4 separate regions of the Mus musculus genome follow, and all the other regions are linked to region 3. A link is a loop called in an ENCODE intact Hi-C map of the cell type or tissue named here. Cell type or tissue: gastrocnemius. All regions are shown on one strand. Each heading gives the region's core, and the rest is flanking DNA. Links, peaks and the distances in the headings are about the cores only.

Evidence for each region. Peaks named below come from ENCODE experiments on the same cell type or tissue, not always from the same donor. Only the 100,000 strongest peaks of a DNase experiment are listed, where the experiment ranks them.
Region 1: a loop joins it to region 3, with 3 times the contacts of the local background. A loop is called at or near these places in 24 of 42 quality-filtered maps.
Region 2: a loop joins it to region 3, with 5 times the contacts of the local background. A loop is called at or near these places in 9 of 42 quality-filtered maps.
Region 4: a loop joins it to region 3, with 2.7 times the contacts of the local background. A loop is called at or near these places in 19 of 42 quality-filtered maps.

What each region holds. Positions count from the first base shown.
Region 1 is chr3:138,195,532-138,201,824 of GRCm38, reverse strand. It overlaps a transcript of Adh7 not described here. Among named protein-coding and RNA genes, the nearest start is that of 4930579F01Rik, 4.8 kb to the right of the region's middle. In gastrocnemius, for the core only: a CTCF peak has its summit at 3,506 (motif pointing left); DNase peaks (open chromatin) are centred at 3,496 and 4,118; H3K4me3 peaks cover 1,566 bases; H3K27ac peaks cover 701 bases.
Region 2 is chr3:137,867,197-137,873,489 of GRCm38, reverse strand. It overlaps Dnajb14 (DnaJ heat shock protein family (Hsp40) member B14), which reads right to left and starts at 5,815. Exons shown (of 8, transcript NM_001033155.1): 1 at 5,434-5,815. The coding sequence starts at 5,566. In gastrocnemius, for the core only: no CTCF peak of the experiment used is centred there; DNase peaks (open chromatin) are centred at 3,134 and 5,648; H3K4me3 peaks cover 1,214 bases; H3K27ac peaks cover 932 bases.
Region 3 is chr3:138,438,681-138,444,794 of GRCm38, reverse strand. Adh5 (alcohol dehydrogenase 5 (class III), chi polypeptide) reads right to left here and starts at 1,702. Exons shown (of 9, transcript NM_007410.3): 1 at 1,602-1,702. The coding sequence starts at 1,613. In gastrocnemius, for the core only: no CTCF peak of the experiment used is centred there; DNase peaks (open chromatin) are centred at 1,721 and 2,059; H3K4me3 peaks cover 2,168 bases; H3K27ac peaks cover 1,750 bases.
Region 4 is chr3:138,220,460-138,225,459 of GRCm38, reverse strand. It overlaps Adh7 (alcohol dehydrogenase 7 (class IV), mu or sigma polypeptide), which reads right to left. Exons shown (of 9, transcript NM_009626.4): 2 at 3,646-3,747; 3 at 2,360-2,498; 4 at 1,642-1,729; 5 at 1,332-1,548. The region is part of intron 2 of 0610031O16Rik (RIKEN cDNA 0610031O16 gene); the gene reads left to right. Among named protein-coding and RNA genes, the nearest start is that of Adh7, 5.2 kb to the right of the region's middle. In gastrocnemius, for the core only: a CTCF peak has its summit at 2,307 (motif pointing left); a DNase peak (open chromatin) is centred at 2,299.

The DNA.
Region 1 (6,293 bases), core at 628-5,627, 240 kb after region 3:
AGATAAGGGCACAGGGGAAAAATTCCTGAACAGAACAGCAATGGCTTGTGCTGTAAGATCGAGAATTGACAAATGGGACCTAATGAAACTCCAAAGTTTCTGCAAGGCAAAAGACACCGTCAATAAGACAAAAAGACCACCAACAGATTGGGAAAGGATCTTTACCTATCCTAAATCAGATAGGGGACTAATATCCAACATATATAAAGAACTCAAGAAGGTGGACTTCAGAAAATCAAATAACCCCATTAAAAAATGGGGCTCAGAACTGAACAAAGAATTCTCACCTGAGGAATACCGAATGGCAGAGAAGCACCTGAAAAAATGTTCAACATCCTTAATCATCAGGGAAATGCAAATCAAAACAACCCTGAGATTCCACCTCACACCAGTCAGAATGGCTAAGATCAAAAATTCAGGTGACAGCAGATGCTGGTGTGGATGTGGAGAAAGAGGAACACTCCTCCATTGTTGGTGGGAGTGCAGGCTTGTACAACCACTCTGGAAATCAGTCTGGCGGTTCCTCAGAAAATTGGACATAGTACTACCGGAGGATCCAGCAATACCTCTCCTGGGCATATATCCAGAAGATGCCCCAACTGGTAAGAAGGACACATGCTCCACTATGTTCATAGCAGCCTTATTTATAATAGCCAGAAGCTGGAAAGAACCCAGATGCCCCTCAACAGAGGAATGGATACAGAAAATGTGGTACATCTACACAATGGAGTACTACTCAGCTATTAAAAAGAATGAATTTATGAAATTCCTAGCCAAATGGAATCATGGAGGGCATCATCCTGAGTGAGGTAACACATTCACAAAGGAACTCACACAATATGTACTCACTGATAAGTGGATATTAGCCCCAAACCTAGGATACCCAAGATATAAGATACAATTTGCTAAACACATGAAACTCAAGAAGAATGAAGACTATGAAGACACTATGCCCCTCCTTAGAATTGGGAACAAAACACCCATGGAAGGAATTACAGAGACAAAGTTTGGAGCTGAGATGAAAGGATGGACCATGTAGAGACTGCCACATCCAGGGATCCACCCCATAATCAGCATCCAAACGCTGACACCATTGCATACACTAGCAAGATTTTATCGAAAGGACCCAGATGTAGCTGTCTCTTGTGAGACTATGCCGGGGCCTAGCAAACACAGAAGTGGATGCTCACAGTCAGCTAATGGATGGATCACAGGGCTCCCAATGGAGGAGCTAGAGAAAGTACCCAAGGAGCTAAAGGGATCTGCAACCCTATAGGTGGATCAACATTATGAACTAACCAGTACCCCGGAGCTCTTGACTCTAGCTACATATGTATCAAAAGATGGCCTAGTCGGCCATCACTGGAAAGAGAGGGCCATTGGACATGCAAACTTTATATGCCCCAGAACAGGGGAACGCCAGGGCCAAAAAGGGGGAGTGGGTGGGTAGGGGAGTGGGGGTGGGTGGGTATGGGGGACTTTTGGTATAGCATTGGAAATGTAAATGAGCTAAATACCTAATAAAAATGGAAAAAAAGACAAATAGTAGTTCATTGCTGGCCATGTTAATGAGGTGCCAAATGTACATCTTTGTAGAGATAGCTAGATTGCTTGCTCTTCAGTTAATGGAAATTACCTGTAATATCTGCATTGTGGATATATTTGCAAAGGCAAAAAAAAAAAAAAAAAAAAAAGAAAGAAAGAAAGAAAGCTGTTTCCCTACCAGGAACACCATGCCTTAAACTAAGACTGTTTATCCGTTTATGTAGTTTCATCCCATGTCGCAAAGCTTGCGGAACCCTCTGCATGGCCAGAGTTCGGGGTTACCTACTGTCCTGCTTTCAGCAAGTAATATGGCTTCCAACCAGAAGCTACCTCATCTTTCTCCTCCCCTTCCAGGCACAATGATGTAGCTCACCTCACTTTTTCTTCAGGGGAAATGGTCTCCCAGACAGCGTCCTAGAGCAGCCCCTTCATGTCATTCCACGAGAACGGGGCAACCCATACAGCTCTGGGCTTCCACTTGCTGTGAGGCATCTGCCCCCTGCTCAGCAGCCAACACCCACGTGCAGTTACGGAGAGCAGAGAGGATTGGCAGAAAATGCCTGCTGGTGGGCAGTCTCACTGTGTACAGGACCACACTCCATATGCAGTTCTTTCAGAAGAGAAAACAAGAGGCAACTGAATAGTATAAACATTTTAATATTTGAGCTATCATGTTGTAAAAATTGATTTACTAAAATTGGACTGAGGATAGGGTCCCCAATGAAGGAGCTAGAGAAAGGACCCAAGGAGCTAAAGGGGTTTGCAGCCCCATAGAAGGAACAACAATATGAACTAACCAGTACCCCCACAGCTCCCAGGGACTAAACCACCAACCAAAGAGCACACATGGTAGGACTCATGGCTCCAGCTGCATATGTAGCAGAGGATGGCCTTGTTGGTCATCAATGGGAGGAGAGGCCCTTGGTCCTGAGAAGGCTCAATGCCCCAATATAAGGGAATGCCAGGGCAGGGAAGGGGGAGTGGGGTGGTAGGTGTTCAGGGGGAGGGGGAGGGGATAGGGGGTTTTGGGAGGGAAAACCAGGCAAGGGGATAACATTTGAAATTTAAATAAAGAAAATATCTAAAAAAATAAAGTCAAAAGGAAAAAAATGATTTACTAAAACATATGGGATAATATTTTCCTTCACCTTCATTCTCTCTAAGGTCACCTCCCCAGTTGCTCTGGCCCTTAGAATTTTTTCCAGAGATTTATTAATAACCTATCAATTTCTCAGTTACTCAACTTAAAGATACCATTTATTTCCAGCTAAAATTAAATATGACAGAAATCACTTAATCTTTACAGTGGTTCTAAACTCGGTTCACTTTGCATTGATGGGTCCCACAGAGGATGCTAGATCTAAGGATCTTGTTATTAATCAAACTCTCCCATGGGCTTTCCAGCGCCATCACGAGTACGGAGTAGTTACGGCTGCACAGACGCCTTGGTTTCAAATAGAACTAGATTTGGGTCCTAATCTGGAGAATCCCCCATAAAAACACCCCTAAGAGACCCTTTGTTACCCCCAGGACTGGGAACGCCCCATCCCAGGGTTCTCAGGAGCCAATAGTTAGCTTAGATTGCTCTAGCACTTTTGAGCCTGTTAGACATTCTCTTGGAAACTAGTTGATCACTCTGAACACCCTGAGTCCCAGCCTGTGAACATTCACAGCTCAACCTCAACGAACAGGGAAAAGCATCGTGGAGGGAAATTCTAAAAGGCCATCCATGTTTCAAGCGGCTGTCCACTAGCCGATGCCGTCAAGTCTGGTGACCCAGTAGCTTACTGAGAGGCCTGTACATAAGCTCTTATGGACACCTCAGTCTCTGAGATGATGAAGGTTTATTGTTTACGGAATTGAATGACCACGGCAGGATCTGCCTCCCGAAGCTTTCTCTCTAGCCTAGTCTTGGGCAGTGTTGTCTGTCACACTATAGCCCGTTGCTGCCACCTAGCGGTCATTTTGACATTCACACACTTGAAGCAAAGATGAACGCCTCAGAAAGCAGCTTTTGCTTTTATGAGCGAGCATGAATGGCAGTTCCCCTTTCCTATCGTTTTAGTCACGAATTTCTTCTCTTACGTGCATTTAAGTATGCGCACAGGTGGAGGGGACACATGCGCACAAGGAGGTGTACTTACCGTGTGCTGAGATCAGAGGTCGACGTTGGGTATCTTCCTCAATCACTCTCTACTTTAATTTTGAGTTTTGATCAATTACAAAATTTACTAAACATAGAAAAGAAAAGAAAAAACTATTGGTTTTTTTAAAAAGCTAATTGTTAAGTCCATTCTTACTAAGTTACTGCAACATCGGGGACAGAAAGTCACTATGCTTTTTTGGTCCAGGCTGTTTTTTTTCCCTGTCTTCAGATAGCAGATGCATGTAGCCAAATCCCATAGTGAATCTTGTGTGTACTTGCTCCAAATTCGTAGCCTAAAGGCAGAGGCGATGATCGGGAAAACTCTTGGAGAGTGATATAGCGCCAGCTTTGCTCCCCGGGGGAAATCCCTGTGCAATCCCTGGCCCTTGCCCACATTGTGCAGCCTACCAGCCACCACCACCCCCACATCTCCGAGGGATGGGTGGACCTGCTATGCGGGAAGGCAGGGTGCTGCAGGCATGGAAAGACAGTCTCAAAGTTGGACACTATTCTCTGACACATAGTTTCATAGAGAGGAGAGCTCACAGATTTCTAGACTGGCCGCGGGGCAGCAAGCCCAATGGAGCCTCCTTCTGTCCGCAGCACTGGGATTACAGGCAGGCTATTCAGCACCTGGCTTTTATGTGGGTGCTGGGGACTCGAATTTGTGACCTCACACTTGTGTGGCAAGCACTGTACCAACAGAGCCATCTCTCTAGCCCTCTCTAGGTACGTTTTACATAAGTTGAGTCCTAAGAAGCAAACCGGAAGCTTGCCCCGGAGCACGGCTCCTCACTGGAGCGCCACAGACGTCACCCCTGTGGGCTCCTTTTGCTCAGTAAGAAACATGATCACTCAGCCAGTCTGGGCCAGGTCCTCACTGTGTGACCCTGGAGGACCTGTCATGCTTTCTGAGTTTCAATTAGGAACACGAGAACGGAATTAACCGTGTTATGTACATATGCACGCTTGCATGCAAAGCGCACACACGCACGTAGCCTGCAGAGCTCTCAGACAATACATTTCTGTAGGTTTAAGTTAATAACTCAAAAAGATTTGTTAAAGAGCTACAGGAAACAAATGCACACCTAATTTTTACTTTCCATAGCTATGTCTGAACTATTGAGGTATCTAGTGTAACATTTCTAGCTATGATCGAGTACTTGCCTAGCATGTGCAAGATCTTCTCTGCAAGCCGCAGAATTTCAAAGATGCTTGCGCTTGGTGTGGCTGCAGCGTGGACACAGAACACTTTCCCAGCTTGTGCGAGGACCTGTGTTTGATCCCAGGGCCACAAACAAAACAGAACACAACACAGCAGGACACAACAAGACAGACAGGGCTCGCCAGGCAGTGGTGGCGCATGCCTGTAATCCCAGCACTTGGGAGGCAGAGGAGGCAGATTTCTGAGTTCGAGGCCAGCCTGGTCGACAGAGTGAGTTCCAGGACAGCCAGTACTGCACAGAGAAACCCTGTCTCGAAAAACCAACCAAACAAACAAAAAGACAGACAGGGCTCATAGCAAATGATTAGAACATGACCTAAACCTAGTGGGAGAGATAGAGAGCTTTAGTTTCTATGTGCCCAAAATAACATGCATGTACTTTTAGCCAAGTGTTGGGACACATACATGTAATCATAGCATGCAGGAAGTTCCTCAAAAGTTTGAGGCCCATTTGATCTATAGAGCAAATTTCATGCCATGCCAGGCAAGGCTAGATAATGAGATCCTGTCTCAAAGAAAAAAATCCAGATGGTCACACACACACACACACAAATGTAATGAAAAAAAATGAAGCTAGTGGGTATGTTAATTGTCTTGGGACCATTGATGGATTCATATGGTGTAACAATGCAGTCCTGTGTGTGCTGTAAAAACATCAAATTATGGCAACTAAAATATTAATTAAAATTGGGTAGTCCAATTTTTAATAGTACCAGAACTTGCACACAAAGTAGTTTTGTGGCAAAACCTATGAGAAAAATATGTCTGCATACAGACGATGTGTTGTGTTTGACCTGTTCTCAGCGTCCCTGCTCAGCTCTCTACACCCCTCTCTTACTGCTTTCTCTTTCCCTTCCCAGGGAATCATTTTCTTGAATTTTGAGGTTTTTTTTTTTTTAAGTAGATTCACTAGACATATGTGTTTGCAAATAATTTTACAAATAGTCTTATTGTGTTTCTGTTTAAATTCTCAAACTCTTCAACTTATCTTTTACATACTTTTTCAAATGCATTCATGTTAGACATGTGTTATTGATGTAGTTTTATTGAACCTATAGCTACATATCGCTTAATAGATTTGCCTCCTAAGGAAGAGATTGCATCTGTGAATTGTCTTACATGAATAGCTTTGTGCTTGGGTATAAATGTTGGACCTGAGGAGGAGTCTCTGGGCTTTCAAATCTATCTGAATGTCAAGCTGGATTTATGAGTTTGTACCAATTTATAATTCTAATAATATTTGATGTGAATTCTCATGGTCTACATATACTCCAGAACGCTGGTGTTATGAGATAGTTTCAGCTTGCTTATTTCTTGTCACCAATGAAGACCTATTAATTATGCATGTCCATAGTTTTGCTTTTGTAACTCTCATCT
Region 2 (6,293 bases), core at 759-5,758, 570 kb after region 3:
GTAATCATATAAATTTTACAGTTAATTTAATTTTAAACATGCTTTACCTGTGAGTTAATTAATACAGAACACATCGCATGTACCTATAAAAGTCTTCTTTAAGGCGGGAAAGATGGCTCAACAGTTAAGAGCACTGGTTGCTCCTCCAGAGAATCTGAGTTGGATTCCCAGGACCCAACAGGATGCCATCTTCTGCCCTACCCACGCTTACACGTGTAGTCCCACTCAGACACATCCAGAAATCTAAATAATGGTTTATTTAAAAGAAAACTGAGGCTCAAACACAAATGGTGGGCCTGGAACCTAGCTAAGCTGGTAGAGTGTGTGCCGAGCTGGCATAGAGTCAAGGCTGCCCCCTAGCACTCTGTACACCATGTGTGGTGATGCGTGGTGATGTGTGGTGATGCTCACATACAGCTCCCCAGCAGTGGAGGAGGAGAGGCAGGAGCATCAGAAGATAATCATCACCCTCAGCTACCTATAGTGTTGGAGGCCAGATGTGATCTAAAAGAGAGGCGGGAAGAGAGGCGGAGGGAGGGAGAGAGAGTGTGAACAAAGAAAGAGAAAAAGTGGGGGGGAGAAAAAGGAAAAAAAATCAAACTATTGAAATGATACTGTCATCATTCTGCCCACCAGATGGTTAGTTCTCCTCTAGACTGTCAATGCCATGGCAAAAGATTTTGTCCTATTACCACTTAATCCCTAAAACACTGTCAGTGGGCTTGGGAGATGGCTCAGCTCACAACTGTCTATAACTTCAGCTCAAGGGGCTCCAGTATCCTCTTCCCATCTCTGAGGACCCTGGGCACACATGGTGCACAGACATGCAAGCAGGAAAAACATCCAAACAGGCAAAATACAATAAAAATTAAACACCATGCTGCCTGGTGCAGAGGATAGCACGTGTCTGATAAACATCTGTTGAATAACTATGCCCTCACTGTTTGGGTGAGAAGCCTGCAACTCCCAAGTGGAAATGGGTATCTAATGGACACAGTGCTGAGTCCAAACCCAAACTCTTTCTTCAGTGCTAACACCTCAAGTATCTCACTAATAACAGAAATTCCAAAGTCATTTTCCAACCCTTAACTGGATAGTACAAAAAAATGATTGTTGTAAATGTTCTTATCACTGAATTTTAAGTAAGCCAACTAGGGAAAGAATGGAATGATCTTTAAGGAAATAGGTTGTATAATGATTCAGATGCACATACTTTAAAATCTCTTTTCAGTTCAGGTGAGACAAAGGGAGGGACAATTTTCTATTTTGTATTAAATACAAAGTAATAGAACCAAAAAAAAAAAAAAAGACAGAAAAATGTATATCATCTGTAGCACAGATGAAAATAAAGGGGCTACTTTAACTCTTGTGAAGCAGGGGTCATTTATAAATGATCCACGCAGTAAAATGCATCCGAGTAGCTGCTGAATGGCCATGGTTGATCATCTTTGATTCCAATTGCCTCTGTGTTCTTAAGAAGAATAAAATACACTCTTCTCTAAACAAACAAACAAGGACAACAACAAAAGCAAACTTGTCAAACATGGTGGTGCCCTCATGCCTTTAATCTCAGCATCTTAGAGACTGGGTGGCCAGAACAGGTGCTCTTTGGGGAGTTAGCAGGCAGCCTGGTCTACATAGTGAGTTCTGGGCCAGCTAGGGCTACAGAGTGAAGCCTGTCTCCTGGGAAAGAGAGAAAGAGAGAAAGAGAGAGAGAGAGAGAGAGAGAGAGAGAGAGAGAGAGGAAGAGAGAGAGAGAGGAAGAGAGAGAGAAAGAAAGAGAGAAAGAGGGAGGGAGGCAGTCAGTCAATCAGAAAGAGGAAGGATAGAAAACAAAAAAAAAAATCTACACTTTACACAATCCCTATAGATTTACTATGAAAATCTAAAAATTAGCCAGGCAGTGGTGACACACTCCTTTAATCCCAGCACTTGGGAGGCAGAGGCAGGCGGATTTCTGAGTTCCAGGCCAGCATGGTCTACAGCGTGAGTTCCAGGACAGCCAGGGCTATACAGAGAAACCCTGTCTCGGGAAAAAAAAAAAAAGAAGAGAAAAGAAAAGAAAGAAAAAAGAAAAATCTAAAAATTAAAACTATGTGCTCAAAGCCTCACGGCAGTGAAACTGTACACCTCTCCCAAGTGCTAAACCACATCAATTAAACAAACCTACAAATGTAACCCAGAGGATGAGCATCTGCAATCCTTGCTAGTCGAAAGTGAAGAGTCTCAGCTAGACGGTGGACAGCACTTCCCTCTCAATATCAAATGTCTTCTCAAGAGAAGAGCTTGCCAGTTTATTGAAAGGTTTTATCAAATTTCCTTCTCACTTGATATGAAATTTTAAGATGACAGAAAGGCTGGAATTTGATCTTGTGGTCTCCCACTCATCACATCCATGGAAATGAACGATGGAAATGAAGAGTATAGGCAGACCCTAAAACCTATCCAGTCAGCTTCCTGAGCTATTAGTTTGGTACACATCTAGAATAGGTAAAATTCAGGAATAAAACTTCAAGTCACTCGAAAGTACCAATTTCCTCCTATACAAGATCTTTATTAGGGTCTTTTCATAAATATTCCAGATTTTCCCCTCTTGAGTTCTTAAATTATTCTCATAAACATCTCCTGTGATACTCTGTAAAATATGGTTTTCGCACAAGAGTCACATTGCTTAATTTTGGGTCACATCCACTCTTTGCTGTTATCTTGTATTTTGCTTGTAATTAAAGCTTAGAATGGCTTATAGAGATGGCAAAGTCTGTATTTGAACTGTTTTAGACTACTTCACAATGGTACCCTACCACTTTATTGGATGATTATCCCCTTAGAATCTCGTTGCCCCTGACTGTCTGTCTTCCATGCCTTCGCCTTCCCTACACCCATGACTTTCAGAGCCATAATTACCCTGCACTTTGACAGTGTCCTTTAGCAGACTCACTGGAGCTGCTTGCACAGTAGAAGCGTGACCGCTGGAAATCTGGGCACGATTTAAGGATTCTTAGATGACCGGAGTTGTAAAATAGGAAAGATTCATTAGATGCTTTATATCAACTCGTTTAGTCCTCCGCATACCCAGGATCAGTACACTGTACCTGCCTCACAAACGACAAGGACTAGAGACCGCGTGGAAAGCAGTTGGTGAAGAGCCAGGCCTTCTAAGCCAAGGTGCCTCGCCCAGGGTACTTACTACTTTAATATTAAAAGTGTCCTTCCAAGAGCAGAAGACAACTGATTTAAATATATCTACACAGTAAAAGGGATCTACGGGTAATTCCTGCTAATGATTTCTTGAATATGGCACCAAAAAGCCCAGACAACATAGCAAAACTTGACAAATGAAACCGACTACATAAAACTCAGGCCTCCAATGACAGTCCCCAGGGTAGAGAGATGACCTAAAAGAACAAATAAGCTCTGTAAAATATAAATGACAAAGACATAATGTCCAGAATATATAAGAGCCCTTATAACTCGATATCCATAACAACAGTCTGATTTTGTTGGATGGTTGATTGGGTTTTTGGTTGGTTGGTTGGTTGGTTGGTTTTTTTGAGACAGGGTTTCTCTGTGTAGCCCTGGCTGTCCTGGAACTAGCTTAGATTGATTTTTAAATGAGCAAACAACTTAGAGGACTTTTCTCCCAAGAAAATACAAGTCGCCAAATGAAAAACTGTTCAACATCATTAATCATCAGAGAAATGATATCAAAACGCCAGCGACCTGTCCCCATAGTCACTAGTGACTATCACTGCAAATAAAAAACGGAGCTGCCACGCTCTGCCAGACATTGGGAAGCTGGAACCACGCGGATCGTACGAAAATGGTGCAGCCGGGCTGGAAAAACAATGTGCTGGTTCCTCAAAAATCAAAATTAGAATTACCATATGACCCAAGAATCCCACTTCTGGGTATATATGCAGAACTGAAATCAGGCTTGTAGACACTCATGCTCATAGGCACATTACTCAACACAAAAGAGGTGGAAGCAACCCAAACATCATTGACAGGGACTAAGTAAGAATTTGTGACAGCTAGTGTCAAAGCTTAGACCTGTGCTCAATCTCTACACTATGTGGGGAGAGACCTATTCCTCTGCACGCACGCATGCACGCAACGCGCTAAATAAATACCCTCCAAAAAGAAAAGGTGATGTTAAATGTGTATGTGCACAGCCACACCTAGGCACATGGGTATATAAATAATAGAATACTGTTCAGCAATTTTAAAAAAGGAAATCTGTCGCGGGTTGCAATATGGATGAAATCTGAAGTTAGTAAGTAAATAGATAATGCAGACATGCAAAGTCAAATTCTGTACGATTTCACATAGATCAGGTACCAAATTAGACTAGTCTATGAGAATGGACAGTAGCAAGGGAGCTACCAGGAAACAGGAGAGTACAGGGGGTTACTTAACTGGTGTAAGATAAAAAACAAAAAAATACCGATCCTGTGGTACGCATGAAAATACTTAACACTACTAAACTGTACACCTAAAAATGATAATTTTTATTTCACACTTTTTACAATTAACTTTTCTTTCACTATCTTTTCCTGCCCTGTCCCAATGCTAACAAAAAGGTAAAGTGAAAATCAGCAGAGATAAAAGGCTTCAACGATGTAAAAAGAATTAAGAAAACAATAAATTAAAACAGGGGGCTGCTTATCAAGTTTCCTCTTAATCCTCTTAACCTGGAAATTCTTTCAACAACAGTTAAATGTCATCCTATGGGCATGGGAAAAAAAAAAAAAGACAAAACCAAAAAACGGTAGTAAAGGCCTTGTAGAGATTAAAACTCAGTGCCTATTATGACTTTGCCCATTCCTATACGACCTTGGGCAAGGTATTTTCATTCATTTCATTCATTCATTCATTCATTTGGCAAAAGTTTCTGCACATGGTCAAATAACACGGTACTTTTCTGAGGAATAAGAGGGGCATATAAAATACTAGGCACAACTCGTGGCGCTTTGTGAGTGTTGTGTTGACTGTAGAGTTAGACAATGAATAAGGTGAATTAAAGTAGGGTAAGTCCATAGCCTACTCTTTAGCGATGTACCGAACTTGCGGGTACTTACGGTGCCATATCAAACCAGACACTATTTAGGAATCATCAATAACTTCACCATCCCTTTCGAAAGTGGAGCTGTCTTGTAAGGGCTCTCTCCTCCCTGGGAAAAGCAGTGTCATCTAAGGTATTCGAAGATACTTGCTTAAGGAACGGACAAATTACAGAACCCGGGGATGGTGAAGCCCGAGAAGCCGCTGGAGTCCCCGCTCCTGTCACTTCACAGGGGCCTAGGCTGATCTGGGGAGGGGACCCGTCACCCAGCACCCCACAGCGCCCCGCCTGTGTCCCTGAGTGCTGGAGCGGCCGCGGCCGGCGGGGCGCAGGGCGCGGGGGCCGGGGTCACGGCGGGGGCCGGGGCTCACCGCGCGCGGCCGGCAGCGGGTACAGCTTCTCGGCCTTCTGGAGGAAGCGCTGGGCCTTGTCGCGGTTGCCGGCGCTCAGGGCCTCGCGAGCGATCTGCACGCATTTCTCCGCCTCGTCGCGGTTGCCCTCCATGGCTCGCGCCTGCCTCGGTGTCCGCGGCCGCGCAGCTGCGAGGGGGGCCCGCCGCGGAGGAGGCGAGGCGGCCGGGCGGGGCACGGCGCGGCACGGCGCGGGGAGGAGCGGGCACCGCGGCGGCGGCCCGGCGACGGGCGGCCTCGCAGCTCCGCCTCCTCACGGCCGCCTCCCCGCCCCCCGCGGCCGCAGCGGCGCCAGCCGCGTCCCTCCCGGGCCTGGCGGACCGTAAAGCCGACGCGGTAACCCGGGAGGAGGGCGGGGAGGCCGTGGGTTGGCGGAGCGCGGACGCCCCGGCCCCTAGGCTCCGGTGTGGCCCGGAGCCCGCCTTCCGCGCCACCGGGGTGGGGACAGGGACCCTCACGACCAGATCCACAAGGATCAGAGGCCAGGCCTCCTGGCCCTTAGGTCTTGGGAAGCCCTGGGCCTCCGTTAGGGAGTGATTGCCGCATGGATTCGTCCTACAGGCGCTTCCTGCTTTGGATCGGAAGCCCTGGAACCCCCAACCCCCGCAGTTCCCCAGCCCTTCTCAGCGGCACATCTGACCCACCTGCCACCTGGCAGGTACAATGCAGCTCTTTGGGTTAAAGCAGCTGTAAGGCAGGAAGTTCTTTCATCCACATAGGCTGCTTAAGCACCTCCTATTCTGTTTGATTTGCTCCAGGAATTAGGATACATGTCTTAAGGCTCAGGGAGGGGAAAGGGGTCAATGTATAATAATGGAACA
Region 3 (6,114 bases), core at 1-5,000:
TAACATAAAATTAAAGGGCCAGATACAGTGAGGCAAACCTTTAGTCCCAGCGCTCAGAGGCAGAGGCAAGTGGCTCTCAGTGAGCTCGAGGCCAGCTAGATCTACACTTCAAGTTCCAGGACCGACAGGGCTACATGGAGAGATTCCATCTCAAACCTTCCACCCTAAACCACCATCAACCAGGACAACAAATATGTGCATATATATTATTTATATTTAAATTGTGTATACATATATATAAAATCAAAGGGCTGAAGAGATGGCTCAGTGGTTAAGAGCACCCACCTACTGCTCTTGCAGAAAACTCCAGGTTCAGTCCTATGCATCTACACTCTCACAGCTACCTGTAATTCTAGTTCCAGAGGATCTGTGCCACCCCCTGGCTTCCACAGGCTCCTGCATGCATATACACACACACAGGCACACACACACACATCTTAAAGGAGGGTGGGAGGTGGGGAAGAGATGGAGGAGGAGGAGGAAAAGGAAGAAGAAGAGGAGGAAAGAAAGAAAAGGAAAGAAGACTATGGAATACATGTCCCAAGCTGGGGTGTAGCTCAATGGTAGAGCATGTGCCTTGAATGCACAAGGCCTTGGATTTGAGTCCTAGCACAACAATGGACAAGCCAAGCAAAATCCCACCCAGAGTCTTTCACTAGGTTTGGCAAGTAATTCAAGGTTAGTATTCAAGCTTAGTATTATGCGACCTAATTATCTTTTCCTTGGGATGGCTTATATAGCATCACTTTAGTGCAATACTTCCCAGTGGAAAGGATCCTAAGAAATATCCAAATGGGGGTAAAAATACTATAACCATCTCTTATAACTGTGCTAACTAATGCATTAGCCATTTGCCACAGGTGGCTATTGAACACTATAGATAAAGGACAAGTGTGAACTGAAATCAGGTATGATGTAAAAATTTGAAAGCTTAGAAGAGTGAAGAATATCTCAATTTAAAAATACTTATAACGTGGAAATAATATTGCGAGTATCAGGTTGGGTAAACATACCATTAGAATTAATTTTATGTGGCTCTGTAAAGTTTACAATTCCATATGAAATTTATATCGCGCATCTAAAGCAATGAGCTACTAGAGCGATTACACTCAGTACAGACCTTCTTAACCACGGAACCAAACCTAGTGAGAAATGCTGGGTTTTGATCAGTTCACTTGACGCTTATGAAATGTGTTGACAGAATAAAGGTTGCAAGCCACTCACTGGGTTTACTGGAGATGGACTTGAAAGTCAAATAACGTGATTTGAAAAAAACAGGTACACCGTGCTGCACGTAGAAAGCCAAGGTCGAAGGAAGGGCCTAACTTTGCTTGGGAGTTTTGAGCACGGCCCGCGCTCCAAATCTGATCCTGCAACCCGGGCGCGACCCGGGCAAGTTCTTCCGTCCCGCGTGACGGGCGCGGGCCTCAGCCCACCGGGCTCCGGCGGAGCAGAGCAGAAAGCAGAGCTGCTCTCCAAGCGCGGCGCCGAAACAAAGCCTCCATGCCCTCGCTGCGGCTGCGCTCGCCTTCCCCGGCGGGCGGCAGCGGGCCACCCGGGCGTTCCCCTCCTCTGCTCCGGCCCACCGCGCGCCTCCATACCTGGTTCGCCATGGCCGCTAGTTCGGGATCGAGCGCTAAGGTTCACGAGTGTAGCGGAACCCGGGTGAGGGCTGGACCGTGCGTGAGGGGAGGGGCTGTGCGCGGGAGGCGGGCCTTCGATGTAGGCGGGGCGTACGTGAGGGCGGGAGGAGGTGGCTGTGCGTAGGGCGGGACTCGGCTGGGAGGCGGGCCTAATACCGGAAGGGCGGGGCCCGCGTTTCGGAGCCTGAGTTTCGGCTACTGCGCTCCGTTGCTGGGGAGGCAGTAGTTTTGGGGCCGTGAAGCGCTTTATTCCAGGCTGGCTCAACTGAGCCCCTGCAAAGCATCTCTGTGGTATTTCCTTGTCTAATTTTCGTGCAGTCTTTGTACGTTAGACGTGAGAGAAATATAGCGTGTGGTAACACGTGTGGGAAAGCACGTGTAGAACAAGCCACGCCTTCCGTGTGTCCCTGTCCGCGGTCCCCCCGCCCCCCTCTTCCCGGGCTTGCACGCGCTAGCTAGCGAGCTACTGATTTGCGGGTTGCATGCGCTAGCGAGCTAATGCAGCCCCTTGTTTTGCGGGTCTGGGTCCAGGACGAGTCAACACTGCGGCCCTCAAGGGCTTTGAAGGAACACTAGAGGGAGAGGTGCCCATCCTAGCAACAGCCCGACCTCGGATTTCAGCAGGTTACGACCAGGTCCTGGGATTTCAGGGACCATCGGACACGGAGAGAAGTTTTCAGGAAGGGAACCGAGGGAGCAGAGTGGGCCCCTTTTAAGAGTGGACCAACTATGTGGAGACAGAGGCTGCTGTATTTGCTGATGTAATCCCAAATGCTGCTTGTGTTGAAATGTACCCACTAAAACACCGCATTTTGTCTTTTTCATGGCTCATTTCCTGATTACACACTTTAAGGGTTGACATTCTCCACGGTACTGTTCAAAGCCCTTCTCTCACTTCACACTAACTCACACCCTGGCTTTTAACGTATATAATTAATAGGATGATCACCATAGTCTGTCTCCAGTCAGGGTAGTGTTCCTAAACTCCAGGCTTGAAGTACCAAGCCAGTGTGTATTAGGGTATCTCAGTGCTTAAAACCCAACTTACTTAAAACTAATCTTGTATTCGTGCCTCCTAATCCTTTTAAATGATTCCAGTGTCTGGTGATTAAAATATTCAAATATACAAGCCATTTCCAGTCAAACCACCACATGTGGATATTATAAGTTATACTCCTGTAAGAAGTTGAACAAGTTGAGGAATTCATAATTCTTACAGAAGTGAAGTCACGCAGGGAGAGCTGCTGCCCCCCGAAACAGAAACAGGAATACAGAGAATCACAATCCATCAGACTAGAAATTCATCATTGCAAGAAGCAGTACTAGGGCCAGAAACTGAAGAGTGATTGACCTATTGCTGTAGGCACTTTGTAGTTTAGTCTGACTTTTGTAAACGACGGAGGATGCAGTCATGTGGAGTGGAGTATTCTCATACTTTGAGAAGTTTATTTTCACGATTTTTCAGGGAAGGAGGGAGAAAAATTTTCCTACTGTTTCCTTTAGAGCAGTGTTTGTCACGTGTGGGTCATGACCCTTCTGGGGGTCGAATGATCCTTTCATAGGGATCACGTATCAGGTATCCTGAACATGAGATATTTTCATTACGATTCATAACAACCAGATGATAGTTATGAAGTAGCAATGAGATAATTATGGTTGGGGTCACCACAATATGAGGAGCTGTATAAAGGGTTGTAGCATTAGGGAGGCTGGGACCACTGCTCTAGAGGTAGTATCAATGTAAACATGTGTGTTCTTAAGGAGGCTTGCCCTCAAAAATGACTTGACCAGGGCTTAACTCAGCATGAGTTTTCCCTGTGCTCATCCAGTCAGGGAGAAGGGAGATGGGCATCTTCAGTCCTCTCTAGTTCTAGAATCCTATTCCTTGTAAGGGGCTGAGAATTCAAAACCAAACCAAACCAAACCAAACCAAACCAAACCAAACCAAACCAAACCAAACAAAACAAAACAAAAACCCAACCAACTAACCAACCAAAAAAAACACCTGAGGCCGGCCGTGGTGGTGCATGCCTTTAATCCCAGCACTCAGGAGGCAGAGCCAGGTGGATTTCTGAGTTCGAGGCCAGCCTGGTCTACAGAGTGAGTTCCAGGACAGCCAGGGCTACACAGAGAAACCCTGTATGGAAAAACCAAAAAAAACAAAACAAAACAAAACAAAAAAACCCAAAAAACAAAAAACAAAAAAAACCCCCTGAGAATAACTAAAGTTTATAAGCTCACCTAAAGACTCAGATAAAATAAAAAATTAAAAACTGTAGAACATTTTCCCCTTTTACTCAGTAAATTATATCTGTCTTTTAATAAAAAAAATTGCAAGGCACAGAGCAAGGCAAACCATAGTTTGAATGAGCATGGCAAGCATCAAAACCAGACCCAGAAGGTGACAGCTGTGCTGGAATGATCAGACCGTGCGTTTTAGTTTTTCCTTTGTTGAAAACAGACTTTTCATACAATACATTCTGATTACATTTTTCCCTTCCCTTGACTTGTCCAAGATCCTTCTCACCTTCCCTCCAGTCTGAATCTACAACCTTTCTGCTTCCTGTTAGAAAACAAGCTGGTATCTGAATAACGATGATGATAATGATATAAAGCAAAAGCTAGAATAGGACAAAACAAATGAGCAAAAAGAAGAAACAGAACCAAAGAAAAAGCGTGAGAAATACATATATGCAGAAGCACAAATGTTTATACACATAGGAATCCCATAAAAAACAAACAGAAGCCATAATATATACACAAAGGATCCATAAGTTAAAAAAAAAAAAAAAAAGACTGGAAAGCCATGAGACAGAGAACCTTCCTCCAAAGGTTCTCTGAGTTAACTTCCTGTTGATTATCTACTGCTGGGCATGATGGCACCTTGGTAGTGATTTGTGTTCCCAGTGAAACTTGGTTGGACTGAACTAATCTTTCATTTGTGAGTAGTTATCAATTGGAGATAGCTTCTGGGTTAGAGGGGGAGCTTGTGGTCCTCTTGCCCTCTCAGGGCTGGGACCCTGTTGGGCTGGACCTGTCTGTGCAGGATTTGTGCTTCCTCCGTCTCTGTCAGTCCCTCTGTGCATCACTCCTGAGCTTAGAAGGCCTCCTTTCTTTCATGTTGCCCATCTCACCTAGCTCTTACAATCTTTCTTCCTCCTCTTCCACGGGCTTCCCTGAGCCCCGAGGGCGGGCTTTGATGGACACCTCATTCAGAGGTGTTCCAGGTCTTACTCTCTGCACATAGCCTAGCTGTGGGTCTGTGTTTGTTTTCATTTACTACAGGGAGAAGCTTCCGTGATGATGGCGGAGCAAGGCACTCATTTTTGAATATAGCACAGTGTTGTTAGTAGTCACTGTGTGACTATGTCTCTTCAGCCAAGAAGTCGTAGTCAGTTTTCCCCTAGGTACCTGGGCTCTCTGGTATCAGGTTCTGGGCCACCTGCAGTGTTATGGAGATCAACCAAAAGCTTAGGTTGGGGCTGGTGAAATGGCTCAGCAGTTAAGAGCACTGACTGCTCTTCCAAAGGTCCTGAGTTCAAATCCCAGCAACCACATGGTGGCTCACAACCATCCATAATGAGATCTGACGTGCTCTTCTGGTGTGTCTGAAGACAGCTACAGTGTGCTTACATATAATAATAAATAAACCTTTAAAAAAAAAAAGCTTAGATTGTTTCATGGTTCCCATGGGCCCCCTTTGCCAACAACTCAACTGTGGTGTAGCTCACTTCTGGTCCTTTATTTGATGGTGAGAGATGTCCAGTTGGGTATCTGTTTCCTGTTATTTGGTGGTTTATCTAGCTCACCTTTGTATATGTATATATTTTAGGAAGCTTCTACTGTAGTGGGTTTCCATACAACCACTCAAATGACCCTTAGTTGTAGATATCCCTCCCTCCATTTCCTCTCTTACCCTGTGTTTCCTCCCACTCCCCATATGATTCTCCATACATTACCCTCCCCCCCCCCCATCCATCCATCCATAACTATTCAATCTTCTCTTCCAGGGGAGATCCATCCCTCCCCACTAGTCTTTTACTCTATACCTATTCTGTGGTTACATGGATTACATTTTGAAGGCTTAGCACCTGCCAGGCGGGCGGGTACATGCCTTTAATTCCAGCACTGTGGAGGGAGAGGCAGGTGGATCTCTGAGTTCAAGGCCAACCTGTGCCTTCCCCCAGCTTTGAGCAGGCTGAATTAGACCTTGTTTTTGCCACAGCTGGCTAGCCCACCTAGGGTGGAGTCTTCCAACCTAGGTAAAGTCTATTGTCTGCCACATCTGCAGCTTCCTGCAAGGTGCTACTATAGGCAGAGCAGCCTGAGCTTGTTGTCCTGACAAGATCCTGAGACGCCTGAGATCCTGGCATGGGGGTGGGGGTGGGGGTGGGGGAGTGGGTTTTCCTCCCTTTTAAGTTCAGGCTCAAAAAGTAAACATTGAGCCTTGATCAGAGAACTTTGTCTTGGC
Region 4 (5,000 bases), core at 1-5,000, 220 kb after region 3:
GAAAAGCTTAGCTGTGGTTTGGATGAAGTTAGAGCTGTCTGTCATGGGCTTGTGTGCTGGGGACTTTGTATGCAGAGTAACCGACCGCCCCGTGTAAGAGGCCGTGAAACCTGTGTAGCCTAAGGGTGGGTAAGCGGGGTGTTGAAGGTGCTGGCCTCAGTGGGGAGTCATTCGTGGTTAGTTTCCTGGTGAGTGGGCTGTGGTAAGATGAGGTCACACGTTGTGCTGTGCATGCTGCCTCCTGTCTCAGCGCCTACGCTGCGAGGGAGCTTGGAGGGGTCCCTAGCCAAAGGCTGAACACATGGAACCACGTGGTCTTCAAAACTGCGAGCCAAATAAACCAGCTTTCTTTACCCATGTTCAGACGTGCTGTTGTAACAACATAAAACCGACTAGCACATCCCTGACTCAATGTGACTGGTGTTCTCACAGCACAAAATGGAACTTAGATATTGTTGTGTTTTATAAAAAGAAAAAGAAGTCAGGGATGTGTTTGGAGGGGTTGCGGTGTGATGTGGGGGAAGGGGGTGCCTCTGCAGGGCCCATGCTGAGGTATCCCTTCCCCCTGAGGGACCAGCCATACAACGGTATAGTATAGAAGAGAGAAAGAGTGAGAGAGCGAGAGCGAGAGCAAGAGAGAGAGAGAGAGAGAGAGAGAGGAGGAATAGAGTCCAGTCATGAGCACGTGCAGAGAGAGGGGGAGGGGAATGGAGGGCGGAAATGGGGGAGGTAGTAGGAGCTAGGGGCGAAGTGAGAGTAGGGGACAAGCAGACCCTTTTAAAGTGAGTCAGGCATAGCCAGCTGTTGCCAGGTAACTGTGGGGCGGAGCCTAGAAGGAATGCCAACAGATATAAAGATACAGTAAGGAAAATGATGTGAAATGACTGGGCTATTCGCATCCATGTATACGGCAAGAAGAGAGGCCTGAAGCAGGTCCTCCCCCAGCAGCCGGAAGGAACCAACCGTGCCAGCACTCCAATTTTAGACTTCTGACCTATGGACTTCCAGGACTCTATGGCAGTCAACATTTGTTTAAGCCACCCAGTCTGCGACAGTTCACTTATAGACTCTCCAGCAAGCTGACATAGCATCACCAAGATGCATTTGATGGGAAAAGAGATCCAGGGAAGCTAAACTTTAGTGATTTGGCCAGAAAGAGATGTGGCAGCGGCAGGAAGTAAATCTAGAAGCTGAAGCTCCATGTATTTAGAAATAAAATTTCGACTTTGATCCCACCTCTTTCAAATTGCTTTAGGGTTCTGTGAAAATCCCCTTCTGAAAGGCTGTCAGGCGGGAAGGCAGAAGCTACGCTAGCCGGCCCCAATTCTTACCTTGGCAGTTTTAACAGCAGCTCCATAACCCGTGGAAAATCCACAGCCGATCAAGCAGGCTTTCTCAGGCGGAGCCGCACCGTCAACCTTCGCTACGGAGGATTCGTCCAGCACCGTGTACTCAGTGAAGGTGCTGGTGTTCATGAAGTGCTGGACCGGTTTGCCCTTGCAGGTGAATCTGGTAGTGCCATCAGCCAATACTCCACGGCCTGTCAGACTGTTTGATACATCAAATGTACACATTCCTTATGTCAATCCAGAAACTACCATGGGGAACCCAAATGACTGGCTGAAAAAAACGGCCACCTACTCGCTCCTAATGCAGAGATTGCCCTCTGGGTTCAGGCAGGCGTTGCATTCTCTACACTGTGGTAGAAAGAGGGGGATGACTTTGTCACCTAGAAGGAAAGTAGAGTGACATAAGATGTCATTCATTTGCATTAAAGTATGAAGTAAGAAGGTTTGGTGGCTCATGCCTGTAATCCCAGTACAAGATTGATATAGGAAGATTGCCAGGTCAGCCTGGGCTATGTAGTGAGTTTCAGGCCAGCCTTGGAACGTTACTTTGAGGACCACAAATAGTTACATTAATTAATTAGTTGAATAATTAATAGGTAAAACAGGTGTGATTTGAACCTATATTATACACAAAAATGTCTTTAAATTTTTCTGGGGGCTTGAGAGATGGCTCAGCGGTTAAGAGCACTAACAAACAGCTCTTCCAGAGGTCCTGAGTTCAATTCCCAGCAACCACATGGTGGCCCACAACCATCTGTAATGGGGTCTGATGCCTTCTTCTGGTGTGTCTGAAGACAGCTACAGTGCATTCATATACGTAAAATAAATATTTTTTAAAAATATTCTAAGAGTTATAAGTACCACAAAGCAGTGTTGAAGACTGAGATTTGGGGAGCTGACTTTACTAGGTACAATTGGCACGCCTACAGTTCCCTTAAGTTGCGTCTCTCTGCTGACCCCTAGTGGATCATGTGCTGTCCCTTTAACAGTATTAATCAAGGCCTCCATACCTGGTCTCACTGTAGTGACCCCTTCTCCAACACTCTCCACAACCCCAACTGCTTCATGTCCCACAATCACTGGAAACTTAGACACCATCGATCCTTTTATTATATGGTCATCTGTGCGACAGATTCCTGTGGCCAAAATCTGTGTTGAAAACAAACAGCAACGACATTACATGGCCAGCAAACAGTTCTCTTTAACTCTGCATCATTTTCTCACATTATGGAGTTGCTGCTAGACCAGCCTGAGCCTAAAGCAAGCCTGGGGCCACGATCCCTGGCTTCAGAGACTTAGGGCATTGCTGTCTCCCTTCAGGTTTGGATCTTTATGCCCTTCTACAGGGAAGAGGTCAAAAGAGATTAGCATAAAGGCCTGCTAAACAAGGGAGTCTAGACCAAAGGTGAAGGGTTGTCCAAAGGGCGGGGGCGGGGCACTACAGGAAGCTATTACTTCTCAGGCACAACGGAGTTCCTAGTGAGAATCCTCTAGGTGGCCCTGGTAGCACAGGCCTGCAGTCACATCTTTTGGGGAAACAGAGGCAAGAGGCTCACCAAGTTCATAGCCTACACAGGCTACAAAGTGAGTTCAAGGTCAGCTGCTGTGACTTAGTAAGACCCTGTCTCTAAGAAAGGTGTGAAAGCATAGCTAGAAATACATTTCTTTGGGAAAGTACTTGCCTGGCATGCGTGATGTCCAAAGTTCTGTTCCCTGGGCCACATACTACCTACCTACCTACATACCTACATACATACATATATACACACACACATACATACACACATATCTCAATACCTTGCGATCCCAGAAGATTTTAAGACAATTCTTGGTCATGACTATTGTTCATTTTTTATCAAACACTACATCGGTAAAAATTCAACAAATATCTCTTTAATAAGTTAGATTAGCATTGTAATTAGTACACTTCACAGCCAGCACGATCATTTTCCTAACAACAGACATGATCAGTGGGTAAGTTAGCTGGGAAACCTATTTTTAAGAAGCCAACCTCTGAGCTGGAGAGATGGCTTAGCAGGACCCAGGGTTGGTTCCCAGCATCCACACAGTAGCTCCCAACTGCATCCCTGCAACTCCAGTTCCAGGGGATCCAGTGGCCTCCTCTAGCACTGACCACAAATGTGGTGGTATACAGACATATGTGCAGACAAACACCCCCATGCATTAAATCAATAAATCCATAGATATTTAAAAGGAAGTCAGTCTTACAACAATGGCTTTCTCTGTGTAAATGACACCGGTTTCCATGTTTCTGTGTTCCAAGCCCCTTTCTTACCTTAACACGGACTTCCTTAGCCTTTGGTGGGGCCACCTCGATTTCCTCAATGGAGAAAGGCTGGTTCACTCCCCATAGGACAGCCGCTTTGCACTTAATAACCTAAGAACCCAAACATGGTTATTGGAGCTAATCATGCATGCAAACTGCCTGAGTCATAATAATATTCTCAGAGAATCATGCCTAACATTCTGATTTTCTAAGAATGCTTCCCTTCCATTACAGAACTTAAAGCCCTACAAATCATCTTGTGTGGACCCTTTTCTGATGAAATGGTCTGAGAAATCAGCCCAGAGACATGGAATGACAGACCCAAGAGCACACAGCACATGTGGTCAGGGCTGGGATCCACACGGTCTTTAATAAACTCGTCTATTGGTATGATTTCAAATGCAATAGATAAGTACACCTGTCATCTTCTTAACAAAGGACAAGTCTGTTACCCAGGAAACACAGCGATCCGTCTGTGAGAATGTAATCCGGTCTTTAATGACATCTGCAGCCACGTGGCAATGGTGACGCAATGAGATGACCCACGGGAAGACATGGGCTGTCACCGTGGTGAAGCCTGAGGACTGTGACTGTGCTGCAGGAGTGTCACCTGTGTCTTTGCATCTCCTCACCGTAGTTTAAACCTAGCTCAAGTCAGACCTGCTTACCTTGTACAGACAGTATCTACCCAGCAATTGACCGCCAGGCACTTCTGCTAACTGCTTTTAGTAAAATTGTCTAATTCTAATGTGTGTTAGAGGGGGCGAGGGGGCGAGGGGGCAAGGGGGCGAGGGGGCGAGGGAGAGGGCGAGGGAGAGGGAGAGGGAGTCTGTAAGTTGGTTTCTGACTTCCACACAGTGGAACACAGGCACCTATAGTCACTCAAATATGCACATGCATGGCAAATACACAGGCACACACACACACATGCACACACACACACATGCACGTGCACACACATGTGCATGCGTGGTGGGGAAGGAGAGAGAGTGAGAGCATACGGATAAAAATAAAACAAAATGTAAAATACCCATTGTGTCCTGATTCACAACACATTATTCCTCAACTTCTTGGCCAACTCATGCAAGCCCCTTCAGATGCCTCAGTGCCTTTCTCAAGAGACTACATGTAAGAAAGTTGCTAGGGACAGTGACAGAGAGCACAGAGTAACTTTTATATTTAACAATGGTAGAAAAAAATACCATAGAGGAAACAATTGCTCCTCAGAGGCCATTATCCTGCCCTCTCATCCTGCTGTGTAACTCAGGCTTTAGGCTGGCCCCAAACTTAACAATCCTCCTGTCTCAAGCTCCTGCGTGCTGGGAATACAGCATGTACAATGATCTCCATGTGTTGAATGCTGA